Regions from separate parts of the Homo sapiens genome. Here region 1 is linked to region 2. The links are chromatin contacts, found by Hi-C or POLR2A ChIA-PET in ENCODE. All regions are on one chromosome and are shown on one strand. Each heading gives the region's core, a stretch centred on a gene start or an enhancer-like site at or near the end of the contact. The rest is flanking DNA. Distances are from core to core; before and after follow the strand shown.

What was found. Hi-C counts contacts between places; a loop is a spot of excess contacts on that map. ChIA-PET counts read pairs that join two places held with the same protein, here RNA polymerase II (POLR2A). Pooled maps may share reads with other maps.
Region 1: a loop to region 2 is called in a map of CD14-positive monocyte, with 2.0 times the contacts of the local background. The contact joins the promoter of CLEC9A here to the promoter of CLEC12A in region 2. A Hi-C loop is called at or near these places in 3 of 168 maps with a recorded cell type or tissue (CD14-positive monocyte and posterior vena cava) and 1 of 50 pooled maps. POLR2A ChIA-PET finds 5 or more read pairs at or near these places in 1 of 52 experiments (K562).

What each region holds. Positions count from the first base shown.
Region 1 is chr12:10,029,295-10,031,994 of GRCh38, forward strand. It overlaps CLEC9A (C-type lectin domain containing 9A), which reads left to right and starts at 1,388. Exons shown (of 9, transcript NM_207345.4): 1 at 1,388-1,678. LOC102724020 (a long non-coding RNA gene) reads right to left here and starts at 1,329. Exons shown (of 4, transcript NR_169587.1): 1 at 1,249-1,329.
Region 2 is chr12:9,970,089-9,972,788 of GRCh38, forward strand. It overlaps CLEC12A (C-type lectin domain family 12 member A), which reads left to right and starts at 1,321. Exons shown (of 6, transcript NM_138337.6): 1 at 1,321-1,599. The coding sequence starts at 1,509.

The sequences.
Region 1 (2,700 bases), core at 138-2,637, 59 kb after region 2:
ATATATATATACAAGAAAAAACTTTCCACAAGAACCTCCATGTCCTCATTTAGAATTTAATTTAATTTTTTACCTCACACACCTCTTTTTTTTTTTTTTTACTTCCACTTGACACCTTTCTGGGGTAATAGGTATGTTGTACCTGAATTCCACTCTCCCTCAAAATATCTGTCTCAAATTTGTATATACATTAGTAGGTATCAATCAGGAAGGTCTCCCTCAACCCATTCAATAGGCCCTGCCACAAAATTTGAAAAGTTTAAAAAATTCAGAGCCCTGCTTATGTACATGGGTGTACATTTTTGCAGACAAAAATCCCCTGTGCCCTACCTACTCAGCAATCTTCCCCCTTCCTATCAATCTTCCTCTTCCCCTGAATCATTGGTCACAACTGATCTCTTTGTTTTCTTTGTCTTGGTTTTTCTCGAATGTCATATAGCTAGGATAATATGATAGCTTTTCAAACCGGCTTCTTTCACGTAGTAATATGCATTTAAGATTCCTCCATGTTTTTCATAGTTTGACAACATTTCATTTTGTTGTCGAATGATACTCCATTGCATGAATGTACCACAGTTTGTTTATCCACTCATCTTTTGAAAGACATCATAATTACTTCTAATGTCTGGCAATTATGAATAAAGCTCCTGTGAAAATGTGTGTGCCAGTTTTTGTGTGTGTTGGGAGCAAGCCCCCCAAAATCCGGCCATAAACTGGCCCCAAAACTGGCCATAAACAAAATCTCTGCAGCACTGTGACATGTTCATGATGGCCCTAACACCCATGCTGGAAGGTGGTGGGTTTACGGGAATGAGGGCAAGGAGCAGCTGGCCCGCCCAGGGTGGAAAACCACTTAAAGACATTCTTAAGCCACAAACAATAGCATGAGCAATTTATGCCTTAAGGGCATGTTCCCGCTGCAGTTAACTAGCCCAACCTATTTCTTTAATTCGGCCCATCCCTTTGTTTCCCATAAGGGATACTTTCAGTTAACCTAATATCTACAGAAACCATGCTAATGACTGGCTTGCTGCTAATAAATACGTGGGTAAATCTCTGTTCGGGGCTCTCGGCTGTGAAGGCTGTGAGACCCCTCATTTCCCACTTCACACCTCTATATTTCTGTGTGTGTCTTTAATTCCTCTAGCGCCTCTGGGTTAGGGTCTCCCAGACCGAGCTGGTCTCAGCAGTGTGTACAGGTTTTCCACTTTCTATGGTTCCTAGATTGTCTGTTAATACTATACTTACCTCTATAAGAAACTGTCAAGTTTACCGGGCCGCGAGGGTGCAGGCTGCGCAGATGGTGTGGTCCTGCGCCCCGAGGGCCGCAGCAGCTCATCCGGCAGCTCCCACCCCAACAACCTGGAAGGGGGCGGGACTTCCGTTTGTACCCGGCTGTGGCAATCTGTGGTGAAGTTGAAATGCTTTTCTGCTAGACTGGCAACATGTTTTGATTCTTCTCAAATAACTCGCAAGCTCTTGTGAAGCACAACGGCCTACCTTGTCCTGAAGAAAACATACTCTAAGGCCCACAGATGATTAAACCCAGCCATTTATGTGACAATAGCATTTTTATTTTTCTTATCAAGATCTGGGTATTTGATCCACACAATGGTAAAGATTCCCATGTTAGCCAAGATCTAAATGATTCAAACTGATGATACTCTCTGCAGAAGAGGTAAGAACCACTGGCAGTAGGGTGGAAGGTATGTCATTACAGATGATGCTGACAGAGAAGGTCATCTGAACCTACTTTATAAGAAAGGCATGATTAAAGGAGAAAGGGGAAAGGGCATTCTAGGTTAGGAAAGATTCTGAAGAAATGTAAAATAATATGAAGGTGTGAGCTGATATATTTAAGAAATAATGAATGATATGTGGGAGTATGTATCATCTGCAGAGATGGATGAGGGAAGATGCAAGTGGAGGGGAAGGCTGGAGCCGCTGGTGGAAAGACGTTAAGTGTATTTCAATGGCCTGATACTGCAGGCAGTAGACAGCCTCTGTAAATCAGGTAGCTTCCTTACTCTTGCTCCTACTGATCCCTCAGTCTAAAATGCCCTCTGCACTTTCTCTTTAGAGATAGAGAGGGAAAGGGAGTCAAACACGAAATCTCCAGGAGGCCATCCCTGGTTATTTCTTACTCCTCTGTTGATTTCCTTTAATCTGTGAAGTGTCTTCTAACTCGTGGCCTGAGGCTTTAGTGACTCTGCTGACTCATTGTCTGGTGCTACTGATTGTGCTAATGGTCTTCGATATTGTGTCCAGTGCCCCCCACCATTTTGGGAAGAAATTGGCTTTAGTTTTTACTCAGATTGAAATTTTATTTAGAAACGGGAGTAGCAAGACCAGGTGCAGTTAGTTACACCTGTAATCCCAGCATTTTGGAAGGCCAAGGTGGGAGGATTGCTTGAAGCCAGGAGGTTGAGAAATGGGAGTAGCAACCAATGTCGGTAGAAGAAACAGCATATAATAACAGGATGTGATAAATCTCAAGAAAAGTTACGCACAAATTACTATGGCAGCAGGAACGAGTGAGCCGCCCGATGCTGTCAGTGAAGGCTCTGAGGATTGGGAAGGATTGGCAGGGTTACAGGAGACAAACAAATGCTACAAATAACATTCCAAGTAGAAGGGGAAGTGAGGGTAGGGAAAGGAATGCAGACAAGGCTGAGCCTTGTTTGGAGAGCTAAGTTCAGT
Region 2 (2,700 bases), core at 71-2,570:
TAGCTTTTTCTTTATCAGGAGAAAATCAGTTGTTTTAATTAAATTGACATTGAATTTTTGATACATTTAGGAGAATTTAGTTTCTTTTTATACAGTATTGACGCTTCTAATCCCACAGCATGTTTTTCTATTTTTTTCTTTTCTTCAATAGTTTTAAAATTTTTTTGTTCATTTTGGTTATGCAAATATCTAGTTAATTTCTATCTGTAATATTTTCCTATTTATTTTTAGTAGCTCTTATAAAGGGAGCATTTTGTTTTTCCTGTCTATCCTGACATAATAAAGCAATTAGTTTTTAATTGATTTTTAAAAATATTTATGCATTCTCTTTCATATGTATAATAATAATACCTAACCATTTTATGATTTACATGTGGCAATGTCAAGAAGAATTTTAAAGTAAGATTTACTAACGAATATTAGAGAACATGCTCAAAAACAGTCCTCTCCACCCCCTCACTTCCACTTGCATTCTTGATCAAGAAGTGAAATAAAAAATACTAAGACTATTGAGTCAAACTAATAAGACACAAATCTGGACTTTGGAGACTCATTTCCCTCCCACTTTTGATAGCTTAGCTGAGGAGGAGATCAAATGGTTGAGTCAGTCTGTAGAGAGATAGCAAGGCTGATTATAGTTTTCCTGGCCTGCAAAGCTGTTTCCAGAGCCCTCAGTATACAGACCTTGGCCATCAGTATGCATACTCTCTGGTGTGGTTTCTGGGCATCAGATCCCTTAATATATAGGTTGGCGCTAAAGTAATTTTGTAAACTTTTAATGGCAAAAACCACAATTACTTTTGCTTTTAATGGCAAAAACCAGAATTACTTTAGCACCAACCTATATATTGTTATTTAGAGAAACTAGGCATTCCCTACCTCTCTTAGGCAAACCTATAGCTATGTAACATGGCAACGGAATGACACTAACTGTCTCATTCTCCTTGGGAGTGCTCTCTGTATGTTCAGTCTCCCAGTGAAGAGAACCCTTCTATCAGGACCTTCATCATCATACAAAAGGAATATCTATGCCAGGCCACAGCTGCAGATTAGTGAGTGTCTGAGAACTGCATCTTTTCTGTTATTTTTCTGCTTGAAAGTTTTTCACCAATAAATCCTACACTATGTCTGCACCATGTGGTGCTAGTTATTTGTGTTCTCTTGCATGACACTGATGATGTTATCCAAACACAATTTCAAAAACTACTTTCTGTAGTTGGTAAATATATAGAAATTGAGAAAAAGGAAGAAATATGAGGAAGAAAGATGTTATCTGTTGCAACAGTTCAATGTTCTTAACTGAAGCCACAGATGAGATTTGGCTCATTTGCAGACATATGGGTGATTGGTACAGTAGGTTTATAAACAGAAGTTTAAACTTGTAAGCTTAAGCTTCCGTTTATAAACAGAAGTTTAAAATTATAGGTCCTGTTTAACATTCAGCTCTGTTAACTCACTCATCTTTTTGTGTTTTTACACTTTGTCAAGATTTCTTTACATATTCATCAATGTCTGAAGAAGTTACTTATGCAGATCTTCAATTCCAGAACTCCAGTGAGATGGAAAAAATCCCAGAAATTGGCAAATTTGGGGAAAAAGGTAAGATTTTGAGTTATGGATGTGTTGTAAGTTTGTATAATAGAAGTGGTTATAGACTTGCATCTTCAATATTAGTGATATAGTTACTATTCAACTTAAATTTTCAATTAAGTCTCTTATGTTTAAGCAAAGGAACAAAAAGTGTATGAACAAAATGATTAGAAAAAAGGGTTTTGTAAAAACACTTATCTCTGCATTGAATAATCAATCTTTTACATTTTTGAAATTTTTTATTATCACACTCAATATAATTGGGACAGAATTTTTCAAATGATTGGGTTGTATGAAGATTTTATTTCTTTATGAGATGAAGCCATGGAAAAAGAAACATGTTCAGGAAAGTCATGATTTCATATGTGTGTGTGTGTGTGTGTTTTTTTTTTTATAAGAAAATGCTTTGTGTCAGACAGAGAGACCTTTATAGGATTTCATTTGACTATCTACCAAACTAAGCATAAATCACCCTAAAATTTCTCCTACTTCTTTTGGAGATTTTTTACTAACTTACTAAAAAATAAAACATGTTAAGTTAAATGAAATGAATCATTAAGGAATAAAGGAAGAAAAGAGGTAAAGAAATATCAGAAGACATAATATATTCATAATATTCAAAACCACATTATATCAAGTAACTTTGTATTTTTCAATTCAAATTAAAATCATGAAATAAGTGGTCCATCTGTGTTGACTTTCACTTAAACAAAACTACTCTTCATCTTACTCAGAATCCTATAGTTTTCCTATTATGTATGGTTCTTGCCTTCTGGCTCCTAGCCTTTTGGGAGTGAAATCTGCCCTAGCGAATCCATAGTTTAAATCAGTGTATTTGAGTTAAAAATAACTTAAACAGTGATAGTGGAGAACACAAAGAAGGGTGATAGAAACAGAAAAATAAGGAGAGAAGAGTGCCAAAATTCTCACATATTATTTAAGTTGTTGTCCTCTCTCCTCTCCCCACACAGAATATAACATCTTTAATATTCTAGCATTGCTATAAACAGAAATTTCACTGTTACATCTTGGATCCATTTATGATGAGCATTGTAAATCTTGAGAAAGGATAGCAGATTAATTCTGTTGGCTTCTTTTTTAATACTGAAA